Regions from separate parts of the Homo sapiens genome. Here regions 2, 3 and 4 are each linked to region 1. A link is an interaction called in ENCODE POLR2A ChIA-PET data of the cell type or tissue named here. Cell type or tissue: OCI-LY7. All regions are shown on one strand. Links, peaks and the distances in the headings refer to the core of each region. The heading gives the core; the rest is flanking DNA. Region 1 holds the start of LINC01754 (long intergenic non-protein coding RNA 1754). Region 2 has its middle 15 kb from the start of NCOA3. Region 3 has its middle 29 kb from the start of NCOA3. Region 4 overlaps NCOA3 (nuclear receptor coactivator 3).

The links. ChIA-PET counts read pairs that join two places held together with the same protein. Peaks named below come from ENCODE experiments on the same cell type or tissue, not always from the same donor. Only the 100,000 strongest peaks of a DNase experiment are listed, where the experiment ranks them.
Region 2: POLR2A ChIA-PET joins it to region 1 with 64 read pairs; 10 of 35 experiments call an interaction of 5 or more read pairs at or near these places.
Region 3: POLR2A ChIA-PET joins it to region 1 with 16 read pairs; 11 of 35 experiments call an interaction of 5 or more read pairs at or near these places.
Region 4: POLR2A ChIA-PET joins it to region 1 with 13 read pairs; 2 of 35 experiments call an interaction of 5 or more read pairs at or near these places.

Annotation. Positions count from the first base shown.
Region 1 is chr20:47,410,589-47,415,078 of GRCh38, reverse strand. LINC01754 (long intergenic non-protein coding RNA 1754) reads left to right here and starts at 2,935. Exons shown (of 3, transcript NR_146496.1): 1 at 2,935-3,009. RefSeq lists enhancers at 342-391, 2,125-2,284, 4,482-4,490. In OCI-LY7, for the core only: no CTCF peak of the experiment used is centred there; DNase peaks (open chromatin) are centred at 497, 1,668, 2,248, 2,838 and 1 weaker place; H3K4me3 peaks cover 3,320 bases; H3K27ac peaks cover 4,000 bases.
Region 2 is chr20:47,485,100-47,489,589 of GRCh38, reverse strand. No RefSeq gene overlaps it. Among named protein-coding and RNA genes, the nearest start is that of NCOA3, 15 kb to the left of the region's middle. RefSeq lists silencers at 1,616-1,675, 1,696-1,745 and enhancers at 1,956-2,005, 2,036-2,365, 2,966-3,035. In OCI-LY7, for the core only: no CTCF peak of the experiment used is centred there; DNase peaks (open chromatin) are centred at 671, 1,789 and 2,309; H3K4me3 peaks cover 1,622 bases; H3K27ac peaks cover 4,000 bases.
Region 3 is chr20:47,470,844-47,475,333 of GRCh38, reverse strand. No RefSeq gene overlaps it. Among named protein-coding and RNA genes, the nearest start is that of NCOA3, 29 kb to the left of the region's middle. In OCI-LY7, for the core only: no CTCF peak of the experiment used is centred there; DNase peaks (open chromatin) are centred at 1,713 and 2,103; H3K4me3 peaks cover 1,419 bases; H3K27ac peaks cover 3,318 bases.
Region 4 is chr20:47,572,922-47,577,411 of GRCh38, reverse strand. All of the region lies in intron 1 of NCOA3 (nuclear receptor coactivator 3), which reads right to left. Among named protein-coding and RNA genes, the nearest start is that of NCOA3, 73 kb to the right of the region's middle. In OCI-LY7, for the core only: no CTCF peak of the experiment used is centred there; DNase peaks (open chromatin) are centred at 651 and 2,241; H3K4me3 peaks cover 2,738 bases; H3K27ac peaks cover 4,000 bases.

The DNA of each region.
Region 1 (4,490 bases), core at 342-4,341:
GTAATTGCGATAGAAGAGTGGGCTTTCTTCTTTGTACACTTCTTTTTTTTTTTTTTTTGAGACAAAGTTTTGCTCTGTCACCCAGGCTGAAGTGCAGTGGTGTGATCTTGGCTCGCTGCAAGCTCCACCTCCCAGGTTCAAGCTATTCTCCTGCCTCAGCCTCCTGAGAAGCTGAGATTGTAAGTGTGTGCCACCATGCGTTGCTAATTTTTGTATTTTTATTAGAGACGGGGTTTCGCCATGTTGGTCAGGCTGGTCTTGAACTCCTGACCTCAGGTGATCCACCCGCCTTGGCCTCCCAAAGTGCTGGGATTACAGATGTGAGCCACTGTATCCGGCTGTCTGTTAAATTTTTTAAAACATATATCTTTTTCCCTTTCCATAATGTAGGTCCTATATTATAGAGCAGAGGTTAACAAACTTTCTCTGTAAAGGGTGCCAGAGAGTAAATATTTTAGGCTTTCTGGGCCATGCAGTCTCTGAATGACTCCATTCAGCTGGGGTACTGCAAAAGCAGCTACAGACATTATGTAAATGAATGAGTTTGCTGTGTTCCTGCAAAACTTTGTTTACAAAACAGGTGCCAGGCCAGGCAAGGTGGTTCATGCCCGTAATCCCAGCACTTTGGGAGGCCGAGGCGGGTGGATCATCTGAGGTCAGGAGTTCAAGACCAGCCTAGGCAACATGGTAAAACCCCGTCTCTACTAAAAATATAAAAATTAGCCGGGCATGGTGGGGCGTGCCTGTAGTCCCAGCTACTCGAGAGGCCGAGACAGGAGAATCACTTGAACCTGGGAGGCAGAGGTTGCAGTGAGCCAAGATCACACCACTGCACTCAAGCCTGGGCAACAGAGGGAGACTCCATCTAAAATAAATAAATAAATAAATAAATAAACAAACAAACAAACAAACAAACAAACAAAAACAAAAACAGGTGCCAGACTGGGTTTGGTTTTCTGTGGGCCTTGGTTTGCTGACCAGTGTTATAGAAAAGACAACATATAAGGATATATAAGGTGGCCGGGCATGGTGGCTCACACCTATAATCCCAGCACTTTGGGAGTCCAAGGTGGTGGATCGCTTGAACTCAGGAGTTCGAGACCAGCTTGGGCAACATGGTGAAACCCTCTCTCTACCAAAAATACAAAAAATTAGCCAGGCATGGTGGTGTATGCCTATGTTACCAACTACTCAGGAGGCTGAGGTGTGAGGTTGAGGTTATAGTGAGGGAGGTAGAGGCCGGGAAGGTAGAGGTTGCAGTGAGCTGAGTTTACACCACTGCACTCCAGCCTGAGTGACAGAGCGAGAACCCTGTCTCAAAACAAACAAGCAAACAAACAAACAAAGGATATATAATTTTATATTATAAGGATATATTTACCAAGATGTTTGTTGCAGTTTTTTGGGTTTGTTTTTTTTTTTTTGGAGACAGGATCTCTGTCTGTCTGTATGATTGATGGAGACCTGGTTTTTCCCATTCAGCAACTATTCGCCCCCCAAATCGTGACAACAGCACCCGATTTCCCTTCCCCACCTTCAGTCCCTGTGGAATGCATGGGGTGCCTCAACTGCCTCTGTTCAACAGGAGACACATGAGCCAGCATTGTGTTTGAGCTGGCTCGAACTAGCTCACTAGAGCTGATGGGACATGACAAGAGTTCTGTAAACCGGTTGACACTACATTGGTAATTGAAATCGGCTATGGTTTCAAGCTAATGGGGGTACTTACATCATAGAAATCAGGAAACACTACAAATCAAAACTTTTATTTTCTCAAAAAGACTATTGTTAGACATTTATCAACACACCACTGCGTTTAGCTCAGATCTGGTCAATCAGAGGGCCACAGCTTCCTGGCCGTAGAGCAGGACTGGGCACAGAACTCAAGCAAGACCATGAAAGTCAGCTCAGGTGTTAGAAAGGATGCTCTGTTCTACTGGGGCTCCTGGACTGGTAGGATTAAGCCCACAGTTGTGAGAAGCCACTAATAGAGGATATAAGGTGTAAGGAACTAAAAGATGGTGAAAGTTCAAGTCCTGTTGACATTATTTGAGGCCCTTGATTCAGCATTGCCTAAAACTAGAATGTCCCCTGTGCTACAAGCCAGTACATGTACTACATTCTCTTTCTAGCATATACTGCTGGTGCCCTATAGCAAATCCCCTTGGCCTGCTTCTGAGATTAGCTACAACTATGATGGACAGGCTGGCAGCTCCCACCTCACACACACATCTGTTTCTCTTCTTCTTCTTCTTCTTTTTTGAGAGAGTCTCACTCTGTCACCCAAGCTAAACTGTAGTGGCGTGATCTCAGCTCACTGCAACTTCCGCCTCCTGGGCTCAGGTGATCCTCCCACACTAGTCTCTTTTTTATTATTTTGAGATGGAGTCTCATTCTGTTGCATAGGCTGGAGGGCAGTGGGGTGATCTCGGCTCACTGACACCTCCACCTCCCAGGTTCAAGTGATTCTCCTAACTCAGCCTCCCAAGTAGCTGAGATTACAGGTGCAAGCCACCACGCCCAGCTAATTTTTGTATTTTTAGTAGAGATGGGGTTTTGCCATGTTGGCCAGCCTGGTCTTGAACTCCTGACCTCAAGTAATCCACTTGCCTCAGCCTCCCAAAGTGCTGGGTTTACAGGCATGAGCCACCGCATCTGACTGTTTTTCTTTTCTCTTGAGGCAAAGTCTTGCTCTGTTGCCCAGGCTGCTGGCAGTGGCATGATCACAGCTCACTGCAGCCTCAACCTCCTAGACTCGAGCAATTTTCTCACTTCAGCCTCCTGAGTTGCTGGGACCACAGGTGCACGCACCACCCCCTGGCTTTTATTTTTTTATTTTTTTTATTTTTTGGCAGAGACAGTGTCGCCTTATGTTGCCCAGGCTGAACACCTGTGTCTCTTAACCTAAGAGCTGTCTCCAGCACAGGATGCAAGACAGCCCCAAAAAAGTGTTAGGGACTTAAAGCCACCAGAAGCTTTTCTTAACCAATGGAATACAGGAGTCAATGGGTAAGTACCCCAGCTTCTCAGTTCCCTGGAGGGACAATTGTGATTTGGGGTTTTTTGGGTTTTTTTCCTACCTACATCAAAAAAGGAATGCAGAAAATATGTCCACCATATATTCTACAGCTCAGGGAATTTTTTTTTAAGACTGGATGAGGGCCAGGCGCGGTGGCTCACGCCTGTAATCCCAGCACTTTGGGAGGCCGAGGCGGGCGGATCACAAGGTCAGGAGATCAAGACCATCCTGGCTAACACGGTGAAACCCCGTCTCTACTAAAAAAAAATACAAAAAATTAGCCGGGTGTGGTGGTGGGTGCCTGTAGTCCTAGCTACTCGGGAGGTTGAGGCAAGAGAATGGCATGAACCCGGGAGGCAGAGCTTGCAGTGAGCTGAGATCACGCCACTGCACTCCAGCCTGGGCGACAGAGTGAGACTCCATCTCAAAAAAAAAAAAAAAAAAAAAAGACTGGATGAGGCTCTCTAACCCAGATGCATACCAGGTTTTGAGGCTCAGAGCTTAGTGAAACTAAGCCTTGTGTCCCACAAAATTCTGATGCTCATGCAAGAAATATCCAACTGGGGAGGATACTCTGTCCGTGGACTGATTTGCCCAGGCACAAATTCAGGCTGAAAATAGCAAACTAAAGTTAGCCGAGATGTTCTGCCTTGTGGCCTCCTTCAGGAACATCCTGTCCAGAGGAAAGGATATTTAAGGAGAAAGGAAGCAGCACAAGTTCGACTCAGCCAAGAAACAGAGGAAGGACATCCCAAGCACGAAGTGGGGCACCAGTCTGTGTTCCAGCGAGAGGTGGGGGATAAACAACCATGAAACATCTACTGTGTGTGTGTATTCATGTATTTTACAGATATTCTCTTCTCTCACTTTGTCCTTTATGTTTTTAATTTTCCTTAAACTTCTTGTTCTCTCTGTTCACTTACACATTGGTTTTTGTTTGTTTGTTTGTTTGTTTGTTTGTTTGTTTTGGGACGGAGTCTTGCTCTGTCGCCCAGGCTGAAGTGCAGTGGCATGATATCAGCTCACTGCAACCTCTGCCTCCGAGGTTCAAGTGATTCTTCTGCCTCAGCCTCTCAAGTAGCTGGGATTACAGGTGCCTGCCACTACACCTGGCCAATTTTTGTATTTTTAGTAGAGATGGGGTTTCACCATGTTGGCCAGGCTGTTCTCCAACTCCTGACCTCAAGTGATCCGCCCACCTTGGCCTCCCAAAGTGCTGGGATTACAGGCATGAGCCACTGCACCCAGCTTACTGATCTGATCGTGGAAGCACAGTTGGTCAGTGCATTTTGCTACAATGATTTGGGGTTTGTATTTGGAGACTCATTTGCAAGAAATATAGGCACATCCTAAACTAGCCTGAACAAAAAGTTTGGAGGACATCAGGTGAACCTGAACCCAGGGGCTCAACATGGCTGGTTTCCATTTCTCTATCATCTCTCGGTTCTTCTCCAAGTTGGCTTTCCTCTCC
Region 2 (4,490 bases), core at 300-4,299, 75 kb before region 1:
CAGGCGTCAGCCACTGCGCCCAGCCTCTTCATTTATTTTTAACTTCTACAAAGGAAATGCGATGTAAGTCCCTCAGCCACCCACTTCCTCTTCCAGAGGAGCCACCATTGCCAATTTCTTAGGTATTATTTAAGAGATGCATTTACAAATAAACACACACACACACACACACGTATTTATATATATTCTTTTTTTTTTTTTTCTGAGATGGAGTCTCCCTCTGTCACGCAGGCTGGAGTGCAGTGGCGTGATCTCTGCTCACTGTAACCTCCACCTCCCGGGTTCAAGCAATTCTCCTGACTCAACCTCCCAAGTAGCTGGGATTACAGGCGTGCACCACCACGCCCAGCTAATTTTTTTAATTTTCAGTAGAGCCGGGGTTTCACCATGTTGGCCAGGCTGGTCTTGAACTCCTAACCTCAAGTGATCCGCCTGCCTTGGCCTCCCAAAGTGTTGGGATTACAGGCGTGAGCCACCGCATCTGGTCTATATATATATACATTTTTGTAACACAAAATAAGGCCTATTATACACACTGCTTTATCTCTTTTTTTTTTTTTAACTTAAAGTATCTGGACCCCATTCTCCATGATGTGCTTATTTCACATTGCATGCCTGTAACAAGACATCCTGTATACCCCATTGATATATACACCTACAATGTATCCACAACTTCTTTTAAAAGTAAAGTATCTGGGAGATCTTTTTTAACTGTTGAATGTTAAGCAGCTTCATAATGTTTCACTGGCTACATGGTATCCCATCATATAGAGTTTCGGGGGCATTTAAAGGTTGGCTGACTCCAGCCCTGGAATAAAACACTTCCTTTTTTAAAAAATGAATTCGGGGACCAGGTGCGGTGGCTCACACCTGTAATCCCAGAACTTAGGGAGGCCGAGGCGGGCGGATCACCTGAGGTCAAGAGTTCGAGACCAGCCTGGCCAACATGGTGGAACCCCGTATCTACTAAAAATATAAAAATTAGCCAGGCGTGGTGGCGGGTGCCTGTAATTCCAGCTGCTTAGGAGGCTGAGGCAGGAGAATTGCTTGAACCCAGGAGGCAGAGGTTGCAGTGAGCCAAGACCGTGCCATTGCACTCCAGCCTGGGCAACAAGAACAGTGAAACTCCGTCTCAAAAAAAAAAAAAAAAAAGTAAAGAAAAGAAATAGTGTTTTAAAGTGATGACAGTAAGCTTATTTGAGAGGACAAACCCTCTATCAATGATTTAGTACTTACAGAGTAGGAACATGGAAGGAGTAGCCATGTTGGGGCATGCAAACAGTATCTATGCCAGAGGTGAATGTATAAGGCAAGTTAAGATTCTAGCTTTAAAAAAAATAAAAATTTGCCAGGCGTGGTGGCTTACGCCTGTAATCCCAGCACTTTGTGAGGCCGAGGTGGGCGGATCACCTGAGGTCAGGAGTTCAAGACCAGCCTGACCAACATGGAGAAAACCCGTCTCTACTAAAAATACAAAATTAGCCAGGGTGGTGGTGCATGCCTGTAATCCCAGCTACTCGGGAGGCTGAGGCAGGAGAATCACTTGAACCTGGGAGGCAGAGGTTGCAGTGAGCCGAGATCGCGCCATTGCACACCAGCCTGGGCAAAAAGAGCAAAACTCCATCTCAAAAAAAAAAATATTTTAAACCTTCTGGCTATTATCAATCAACTACATTGCAAACCTGTTAAGGATGTTACTGTACATGTCAGTCATGATGTCTGCCCCACTTACCCACAGACCCTTCTAAAGACAGAGCAGAAGTCACCTTCTTTGGTACCATGTGACTGGCAACTTCTGCTCACACCACAGCTGATTGTGTCAGACATGGGCATCAGCCCCAGGGGCAGCCAATGCATGGGCAGGGCAAGTGATTTATGAGATAGCTGGACCCAGAATATCTGGCCCAACAGGAACCAGGTTGACCTGTGAGATTGCCACCTGGGATGCATTTAAATTAGAAACTCCAGAGTAAATCAACTTGTTAAGAAAAGGATTTGAAGCTGAAGGTATAAAAGATATATGAGACAGGAGGGAGTAGGGTGGGAAATGAAAGAACAGAAACTGAATATTCAGAGCTAGGGGGTAGAGAAAAGAAACTAAAAAAAGCGCAAAGGTGGTCAGTTTCCAGCAATACAGCAGATTAGATAGCCTGAAACACTCAACCCCACCCGCAAAAACATCTGGAAATTCTGAGTAAAAGATAACAAGTACTCTTTTAAATGAATCACAGGGTTCACAGGAAAGAAAGGGAAATCCCCCATGTCAAAAAACAAAAATGGAACTGAAACCCAACCGGTAGTGTGAACTGATAGATACTATGCCAGAGGAGGAGGTGTCACGGGTCTCAGAAAGCAAAGACCTCCTAATGCAATGCAAATACAAGGGCAGGAAATCAGGCCTTGGGGCTCATGTAATCCAAAATTACAATATAGAAATCATCCTCCTGGAGCTAGGAGTCAACCCAGCAAGCAAAGGCGTACTTTCAGATAATAGCATGTTTGCACAAAAACCATCGAAAGATGAGCTAATAATTATTAAAGACACAAAAGAAGGTACCAAAATATGCAAACAGAATAATATCATAAAAAACAAAAAAAAACAAAAAACAAGCAGGTTTGATAAAGAACCTGGCTCAGGCCTGTAATCCCAGCACTTTGGGAGGCCGAGGTGGGCAGATCACGAGGTCAGGAGATCAAGACCATCCTGGTTAACACGGTGAAACCCCCGTCTCCACTAAAAATACAAAAAAATTAGCTGGGCATGGTAGCAGGCACCTGTAGTTCCAGCTACTCGGGAGGCTGAGGCAGGAGAATGGCGTGAACCCCAGAAGCGGAGCTTGCAGTGAGCCGAGATCGCGCCACGGCACTCCAGCCAAGGGACAGAGCGAGACTCCATCTCAAAATAAATGAATAAATACATAAATAAAATAAAAACTAATTTCTGGCCGGGCACGGTGGCTCACGCCTGTAATCCTAGCACTTTGGGAGGCCGAGGCAGGTGGATTGCCTGAGCTCAGGAGTTCGAGACCAGCCTGGGCAACAACGGTGAAACCCCGTCTCTACTAAAATACAAAAAATTAGCCAGGCGTGGCAGCATGCGCCTGTAGTCCCAGCTACTCAGGAGGCTGAGGCAGGAGAATTGCTTGAACCCGGGAAGCAGAGGTTACAGTGAGCCGAGATCACACCACTGCACTCCAGCCTGGGCAACAGAGTGAGACTCCGTCTCTAAAAAAAAAAAACTAATTTCTTTCTCTTTTTTTCTTATTTATTATTACTTTTTTTTTTCTAGAGACATGGTCTTACTCTGTAGCCTAGTCTGGAGTGCAGTGGTGCAATCATAGTTCACTGCAACCTCAAATTCTTGGGTTCAAGGGACCCTCCAGCCTCAGCCTCTTGAGTAGCTGGGACTATAGGCATGTGTCACCATGCCTGGCTCAGGACTCATTTATTGAATGACACTGTATACCAGACCTGTCCCAAGCACATGCCAATGCAGTTCCTATTATGAAAGCTTACAGTCCAGACTTGACAAATTCCCAAATGACTACCCTGGAAAATTTCAACCCCCATACTGGGCCTCAGTTTCTACGTTTGTGAAATGAGCAATTTAAACTCAATGTTTCCCCTAGTGTAGATGAGATTATTTTTGGTAAAATATTCGGGCACCATTAAAAAGCACTGTGGAAAGGAATCTCTCTTTCATTTTTTTTTTAAGTAGAGATGGGGGGGTCTCACGATGTTGCCCAGGCTGGTCTCAAACTCCTGGCCTCAAGTGATCCTCCCATCCCAGCCTCCCAAAGTGCTGGGATTAGAGCCGTGAGCTACCACACCCAGCCAGTCACCCCTTTTCCTTTCTTTCTTTTCTCTTCTTTCTTTCTTTCTTTTTCTTTCTGTCTTTCTCTCTCTCTCTCTCTCTCTTTCTTTCTTTCTTCTTTCTTTTTTTTTCGAGATGGAGTTTGGCTCCCATTGCCCAGGCTGGAGTGCAATGGTGCAATCTTGGCTCACTGCAACCTCTGCCTCCTGGGTTCAAGCGACACTCCTGCCTCAGCCTCCCGAGTAGCTGGGATTACAGGCACCACCACCACCCCTGGCTAATTTTTTTGTATTTTTAGTAGAGATGGGGTTTCACCATGTTGGCCAGGCTGGTCTCGAACTCCTGACCTCAGGTGATCCACCCATCTCAGCCTCCCAAAGTGCTGGGATTACAGGCTTGAGCCACCACGCCCGGCCTCAGTCACCCCTTTTTCAATCCTCTTCTAATTCTACCTCTAGTAGGAAGTCTCAGTGTGGTACAATCTCCTTTTCTGTTTTTGATTTTTTTGAGTCAGGGTCTTACTCTCTTGCCCAGGCTGGAGTGCAGTGGCACAATCGTGGCTCACTGCAGCCTCGACCTCCTAGGTTCAAGTGATCTTCCCACCTCAGCCTCCCAAGTAGCTGAGACCCCAGGCAGGTGCCATTATGCCCTGCTAATTTTTTTTTTTTTTTTGTAG
Region 3 (4,490 bases), core at 128-4,127, 60 kb before region 1:
TCAAGCCTGGCTAATTTTTGTATTTTTAATAGACATGGGGTTTCACCATGATGGCCAGGCTGGTCTCGAACTCCTGACCTCAAGTGATCTACCCACCTCAGCCTCCCAAAGTACTGGGATTACAAGTGTGCACCACCACACCCGCCTGGCTAATTTTTGTATTTTTAGTAGAGACGGGGTTTCACCATTTTGGCCAGGCTGGTCTCGAACTCCTGACCTCAGGTGATCCACCCACCTGTAATCCCAAAGTTCTGGGATTACAGCCATGAGCCACCATACCTCTCTCCCACAGACTGCACTCCCAGCCCTCATCCTTAACCCCCTGGCAACCGCTAATCTGTCCTTCAGTTCTAAAATGTTGTCATTTCAAAAATGTTACAAGCTGGATGTGGTGGCTCACACCTGTAATCCCAGCACTTTGGGAGGCCAAGGTGGGTGGATCACCTGAGGTCAGGAGTTTGAGACCAGCCTGACCAACATGGTGAAACCCCGTCTTTACTAAAAATACAAAATTAGCCGGGCGTGGTGGCATGTGCCTGTAATCCCAGCTACTTGGGAGGCTGAGGCAGGAGAATCACTTGGGCCCAGGAGGCAGAGGTTTTAGCACTGCAAGTCCTACAATCCAGAAACCCCCTCAATCCCAGGAAAATCATGATAGTTGGTCACCCTAAAGGGAGACCCAAATTCTCTCAGCTGGGCATAAGTCTCCCCACAAAAATGAAGAAAGGCGGCCAGATGCGGTGGCTCACGCCTGTAATCTCAGCACTTTGGGAGGGCGAGGTGGGCGGATCACAAGGTCAGGAGATCAAGACCATCCTGGCTAACACGGTGAAACCCCGTCTCTACTAAAAATACAAAAAATTAGTCGGGCATGGTGGCGGGCACCTGTAGTCCCAGCTACTCGGGAGGCTGAGGCAGGAGAATGGCGTGAACCTGGGAGGCAGAGCTTGCAGTGAGCCAAGATCATGCCACTGCACTCCAGCCTGGGCGACAGTGCAAGACTCCCTCTCAAAAAAAAAAAAAAGAAGAAGAAAGAAAAGTATTTCCATTAAAAGCCACCATTTAGCCTCATGCTGGCCTAGGGAAGTTTCTCTAGGTTCAGGTCTGTACTTACCTGAAAAACCCCTGGGATACAAGCAAAAGATAACAATGACTGTGCTAATTTTCCAGTTACAAATGTGGCTGTGAAAGTCAGGGGACTGACCAGATGTGGTGGCTCAAGCCTGTAATCCCAGCACTTTGGGAGGCTGAAGTGGGTGGATCATGAGGTCAGGAGTTCAAGACCAGCCTGGCCAAGATGGTGAAACCCCATCTCTACTAAAAATACAAAAATTAGCCGGGCACGGTGGTGGGCGCCTGTAATCCCAGCTACTCGGAAGGCTGAGGCAGGAGAATGGCTTGAACCCGGGGGGCGGAGGTTGCAGTGAGCCGAGATCGTGTCACTGAACTCCAGCCTGGGTGACAAGAGCGAAACTCTGTCTGAAAAAGAAAGAAAGGAAGAAAGTCAGGGGACCAGAGACACTTGGGTCCTGAACCTTTGTAAAATCCTGGTAAAATTTAAAAAGCCCTATATCAAATTAATTCAAATGAATGAGAAATTTTAGCTCTGTTCCAAGCATTATTCAGGTAACAAAGCAAATGATCACAAGTTAAATCCTACCGTTCCTTCTAGCCCTCAAAGAGAAGCCCTGTTGTTCAGCTGCTAGCTCTCTTGTGTGCTTATCTCAGTTTTCAGTTCCTCTGTTTGTGTGTGTGTGTGTGTGGTTTTTTGTTTTTTTTTTTTTTGAGACAGAGTCTCACTCTTGTCGCCCAGGCTGGAGTGCAATGGTGTGATCTCAGCTCACTGCAACCTCTGCCTCCCAGGTTCAAGCGATTCTCCTGCCTCAGCCTCCCGAGTAGCTGGGATTACAGGAGCCTGCCACCAAGCCCAGCTAATTTTCGTATTTTTAGTAGAGACAGAGTTTCACTATGTTGGCCAGGCTGGTCTGGAACTCTTGACTTTAGGTGATCTGCCCACCTTGGCCTCCCAAAGTGTTGGGATTACAGGTGTGAGCCACTGCGCCCAGCCGAGTTCCTCTGTCTTGAACTGAGAAGTAAGATTATCTTTTGAGGAGGACTGGTTAAGAGGCAGCCCCTAGAGCCATATTGCTGAGTTCAAAACCTAGCTCGGCTGTGTGACTATGAGCAAATTACTTACTTTCTTTATGCTTCAGTTTCTCCCTTTGCGAAACGAAGATAACAATTATATAGGGATATTGTGAAAATTAAGATTAATAAATGTTAGGTGCTTGGAATAAGGGTTGGCAAACTTTTTCTACAAAGGGCTGGAGAGTAAATATTTTAGGCTGTGGGCTCTATGGTCTGTGATGAAACTATTCAACTCTAAGGAGCAGTCATAGACAAAATGTAAATAAATGGGCATGGCTGTGTTCCAATACAACTTTATATAAAAACAGGAGGCAGAACCAAAGACTGGTATCAGCCCAGATATGCTTCAACAAGTAAATAGTTAAACTGGTACATCTGTATCATGGAATACTACTCAGCAATAAAGAGAAATGAATTGTTGGTTCGTGCGACGGTTAGAAAGAATCTCCAGAAAATTATGCTGAGGGGGAAATAAAATCCCCTAAAATTACATACTGTATGGGGATTGGGTATGGTTCCAGTTGTGTAACTTTTTGTGTGGGGAGCAGGGGGGCAGGGGCACAGAGTCTTGCTCTGTTGCCCAGGCTGGAGTGCAGTGGTGTGATCTCAGCCCACTGCAACTTCTGCCTCCCAGGTTCAAGTGATTCTCCTGCATCAGCCTCCCGAGTAGCTGGGATTGCAGGTACCTGCCACCACACCCGGCTAATTTCAGTAGAGACGGGGTTTCACCATGTTGACCAGGCTGGTCTCAAACTCCTGACCTCAGGTGATCCGCCCACCTCGGCCTCCCAAAGTGCTGGGATTACAGGCGTAAGCCACCACATCCAGCTTGTAACATTTTTGAAATGACATTTTAGAACTGGAGGACAGATTAGCAGTTGCCAGGGGGTTAAGGATGAGGGCTGGGAGTGCAGTCTGTGGGACAGAGGTGTGGGTGAGGTTATACAAAGGCACAATGAGGGTCCCTGTGGTCTTGAAACTGTTCAGTATCTGGACTGCGGTGGTGGACACACAAGACGTGATAAAATTTTATAGAACTTAATACACACACAAATGAGTACAGCTAAAAAGGGAAATCTGGTCCGGTGAGGTGGCTCATGCCTGTAATCCCAGCACTTTGGGAGGCTGAGATGGGCAGATCACCTGAGGCCAGGAGTTCAAGACCAGCCTAGCCAACATGGCAAAACCCCATCTCTACAAATAAGAGAAATCTGAATAAGATTGGTGGGTCATATGAATATCAACATCCCGAATGTGATATTATACTATGCTTTTGCATAGTTGGAGGAAAATGGACAAAATGTAAAAGAGATCTCTGTATTATTTTTTACAAGTGCGTGTGAATCTGCAATTATCAAAATTATTTACTTCTCATTTTAATTTGTAGAGATAGGATCTCCCTGAGTTGCCCAGGCTGGTCTCAAACTCCCAGCCTCAAGCAATCCTCCCATCTCAGCCTCCCAAGTGTGGGGATTACAGGTGTAAGCCACCATGCTTGGTCCAAAATTTTTTCAATTCAAAAAAAAAAGAAAACTAGTGGTGGGGCTGGATTTGGCCTGTGAGTTGGCCCGCCGCCTGTTAGCAGTCCCTGATCACGGACTTCATGCCTGGCAAATGCTGAGTACCATATAAGTAGGATGACCGGCTCCTTCTGGTTTGTCCAGGACTTTCCAGGTTTGCAGTGTTAAAATCAGGAAAGTCCTAGTCAATCGGGTTGAGTTGGATGCCTGATTATACACTTTTTTTTTTTTTGAGATGGAGTCCCCCTTTGTCGCCCAGGCTGGAATGCAGTGGTGCAATCTCAGCTCACTGCAACCTCTGCCTCCTGGGTTCAAGCAGTTCTCCTGCCTCAGCCTCCTGAGTAGATGGGATTACAGGCATGCGCCATCATGTCCAGCTAATTTTTGTATTTTTGGCAAAGACAGGGTTTCGCCATGTTGGCCAGGCTGGTCTGGAACTCCTGACCTCAGGTGATCTGCCCACCTCAGGCTCCCAAAGTGTTGGGATTACAGGCATGAGCCACCTTGCCCAGCCTTTTTTAAAATAGATTTTTTAAAAGACAGGGCCTTGCTATGTTGTCCAGGCTGGATTACAGTGGCTTTTCACAGGTGCAATGATAGCACACTGCGGCTACCATTCACTGCTGACCTTGAAACTGCCTCTGCCAAATTATGACAGTAAGATAAATTTTACATAGTTGACTCCATCTTGCTTCTGACCTCCAAACTCCTTGGTCATTCCTGGGCATAGGCCAAGCTAACTTTGGGAGGAATTTAGTTTATGGTTTTATCTTAAAGCAAAGATAATAATAGCCCTCCCCAAAACCAAACCAGCTTTGTAAA
Region 4 (4,490 bases), core at 304-4,303, 160 kb before region 1:
GTGAAAGCAAGACAAATCCAAAACCATTTATCTCAGCCAAAGGGGGAGGCATTAATTGTACAATTTCTGCAATTATGTCCAGAGTTGTCATAACCAAAATGCCATTTGAGTTTCTTCATAATAAAGGCAAAAGACAAAAAACCTTCTATGAAATGGCCATTTGTGTAAAAATTACATAGGGATACAGGAAACATAAATGGGGTAAAGGTAGCTAAAACTTAAAACTTATTTTTAATTCAAGACATCCAGGAAATTATGCCATACATTTTTGCTTATACAACGATACTATCCACTGATGAACAATGGAACTAAACTAGCCTAAATTTTTTTAAATTAGCTTTAGATTAAGGAGAAAACTTAAAAATCTGGTTGGCAGATTAGTATAAAAGGCCTGATATCTTTGGCTGAGTTGAATATTAGCTCTTATCCAATGGTTACCAAAACAGGCATTCAAGCAAGCCGCTTGCTTGCGCTTGTTCTGCCTCTCTCTCCCTGCCACTTTGGAAAAACTGCATGCAGTGCTGCAGGATCACACAAAATAAATACAGGAAAGAGGGTGGGAGAGTTGGGTGGGGAAGTGAGCAAAGCTCTGGGCTCCACCAGTGGAAGGCGTTCCACAAGAATTGCTACAGGGTCAAAAGTTTACAGTGGTTTCAATTTCACCTTTTAGCAGCCAATCAGGAAACACAGGCTGCATGCTGACCCCTCGGGCTGCAAATGAACATTAACTCATTGGCTACCAGGATTGCACATTTTCCTTTTCTTATAAGGCTTTCCCTTCTTTTTATTTTTTTTAAGGACAGGGGAGTGGAGAAGGCAAAGAACACAATAAGTTCAAGGTGACAATTTTATTCAAGACAATATATTTTAAACAGGTGTTTGAGGGGAGAAATGATCGAGTAATTATCTTCTTTCTTCTTGAAATCTGAGTTTCTTTAGCCTGTAGTATCTAACAAACCAATTATTAATGCTAGTATCAAGACAAAGAATAAATTTAGGCAGGTAAAGGAGATGGATTTTCCTCCATGAGGTTGCAATTCTATGAACAATTTATAGGATGGTAAAAAGATAATACTGGTTGTGTATCCAGTAAATGCTTTAAAAGTAACTCAGATAATAAAGACATCTAACTGAAGGATTTGCCTATACCCCAATTTTTTTATTTGCATAGTTTCCCTACCCTCTCCTCAAACCATTACTATACACAGGTAATGTTCCTCTATCCTTTTCATAATGTGGATCCACAGAAATGCAGGCAGAGCTCTTAGCTAAGGTTTAAATTTTTCTTTTCTTATATTTCAGTACCTGGGAGTAACTGTACAATAAACTCAGGAGTGAACCATTTGGCAGTAGGTACAACTGCTCCCTAACTAATTTATGTAAATTTCTTCAAATGCAGAAACCAATAAACTAATCCATTAAATAATATTTTCAACATTCTATATTTAACATTGAGCAAGTCTAAAATGAAAACCTCTACTACATACACCTTAACTGGACTACATTTAAAAACTAGATGCCTTTGAAGCACCACAGGATAAAAGTGAAATCGCTGTATTAACTGCTCTACTATTAAAATGATTAGTCAAATCCTAAATGAACACACTGTAAATTTGTAGTTAGCAATATTTCTCTCTTTGACACAATAGGTAGTTGAATTTTAACAGACTCATTGACTTAAATTTACCTTTACGTTTAGAATACCCTGTAGGCACCACCATTGCCTAAGAAAACGATTTCATGTAGGATATTAGCTCTTATCCAAACCAGCAAAGTAAGATACCAGTTATTTCTGAAAACGTGAAAGTAAGCAAATATACAGAAGTGTGTGACTTAATATAACTGCTGAAGGGTTCCAAAATAACTTCAGTGTTTAAAGTTTATATAGCAATATAATGTCAGTTAAGATAGTAAATAAACTCGATGCTGATAGTTTTTTCTTAATTCGACATTAAAAGAAGTAATTTTCTAGTAACAATTCCCAAGCCTTCATGATTTAAGTTTATGCATATTTGGCAATAAAAAGTCTACTTTAAAATAGACCTAGTTGTTTTTTCAACATGGTTTGCAAAAGCTTTACATATACGTATATATAGATATATAATAAATTAGGGGTCTTCTGTATATCTTCTTTTTACAAAATGGCCTCATTTTGAAACAAAATGGATGCGATAAAATTTTACATCAAGTCAGCATGTTAGCAAGAAGCTTTTTTGTGTGTTCTGAATTTGATTAATACAAGCCAAGGTCACTTCCTGAAAGATGCCTAGCACTGCAGCTGCAGGCAAACTAGGCTCTAGCATAAGGCTGGGGGAAGGGAATGGGTGATGGCATTATTATTAACCCTCAGATAGGATTCCATCTCCAGCAGCAGCTATTGGGGGAAGTGGGGAGGTTGGGGAAGATCCCAGAGTTCCTAAGTATATTAAGATTAAAATATTTCCATTCCTTAATACTTAAAAATAGAAATGTAATTACATATATAATGCTGATGTCAAAATTATATCAGATATCCTCACTGCTACAATGTACAAGAACATTTTACATAATACTATGCAAATCATTTAATGCCAGACATTGTGTTGAATGCTGAGTTTACGCTAAAGCATTCAGTTTACACTGAAATAAACTCAACATTCAACACAATGCTAAGCATGACCTGTACTTGCTATGCAAAGCGTATACAAAGGAAGATACAGGCCCTTGAAGAAAACAGAATCAGATTCAAATTTCAAAAACCAAGGGTGGCCTAAAAGTTAATTAAGGTAGAAACTTAAAACACAAAAGCCTATTTTGGAAAATATTTGATAAAGTTTTGTTCTGAAATTCAATTTAAATTTTCATTTTACATAAAATTTTAAATTTTCATTTCACCAACATTAATACAAATATTACTATGCCTCTGTGCTAAAAAAAAAAAAAATCAAAATATACATAGTAGCAACTAGAAAAAACCACCTCCCTGAATAATTAATAATGTATTAAGTAGTTACAATGCATGCTAGGAAACCATAGTAATTACTCTGTTGTACTCTGAGGTTCTTTACACATTTCAATTCATTGATAAAATACCAGGTATAGTCAGGAAATCTACACGTTCCTTGTAATTTTATATATGTAATCTTAGAAAAATTAAATTAATTTTGTGTGCCTTTTTCCTATGCACCAAATGGGGGTTATACTTTAACCATGATATTCCACAGAGACAGAGCAGCAGCAAGGCACTGCTGTATTTTTAGCGGTTGTATGACGAACGCAAAACGTGGCCTTTTTATCTTGTCTATATGTTCAAAAGTGTTTTCTATTTTCTACACAACTTAATAGCATAATTTTGTCACTCTGTTGTGCTCCCCACCCTTTTTCTGAAGTTTGATTCAGTAATTTCAACAAAAAAACTGAACAAATGGTGTTAGATCTCAAGTTCAAACAAACTGACCCCTTGAATTTTTGGAGGTCAATGACTGGCAGGAAAAGGGTTGTTATTTAATGGCCACGGAGCATTCTGTATGTGCAAAGGACTTCTTAAATCATTTTAGGAAAAGGAAGGCAACCAAGTAAAAACATACTGTGAGAAGTCCCTGAATTCAGAGAACCTAATCCCTAGGTGTGGCTAAGAAAGGCACTTCAAAAAGATCCCATCACGTGCCTTTGAAATAGGACAAACCTGAAAGACAAAGGGTAAAATTAAATTAGTTTTTCATACTCCCTCTCCCCAAGACACCTGTGGGGCAGTGAAGAGGAATGAATTTTTCCTCAATTTTTCCTGGCCCTACAGGCATACCTCATTTTATTGTGCTTTACAGATATTGCGCTTTTTACAAATTGAGGTTTGTGGCAGCCCTGCTTCAGGTAAGTCTACTGGTGCCAATTTTCCAACAGCATTTGCTCACTTTGTATGCCTCCCTTACATTTTGGTGATGCTCCTATTATCTCAAGAAGCTTTTTCATTATTATTTTATCTCTTATGGTGATGTGTAATCAGTGTTTTTTTGTTTGTTTGTTTGTTTTTTGGAGACAATAGTCTTGCCCTGTCACCCAGGCTGGAATGCAGTGGCAGGATCTCAGCTCTCGGCTCACTGCAACCTCCGCCTCCCGGGTTCAAGCAATTCTCCTGCCTCAGCCTACTGAGTAGCTGGGGTTATAGGCGCCTGCCAGCAGACCTGGCTAATTTTTGTAGTAGAGACAGGGTTTCACCATGTTGGTCAGGCTGGTCTTGAATTCCTGATCTCAGGTGATCTACCCACCTCAGCCTCCTAAAGTGCTAGGATTACAGGTGTGAACCACCATGCCCAGCCTGCGATCAGTGTTCTTCAATGTTACTATTGTTAATTGTTTTGGGGCACCATGCACTGTGCTCATATAAGATGGTAAACTTAATCAGTAAATGCTGTGTATATTCTCACTGCTCCAATAGCTATTCCCCATCTCTCTCCCTTCTCTTCAGGCCTCCTTATTCCCTGAGACACAGCAATATTGAAATAAGTCCAAAT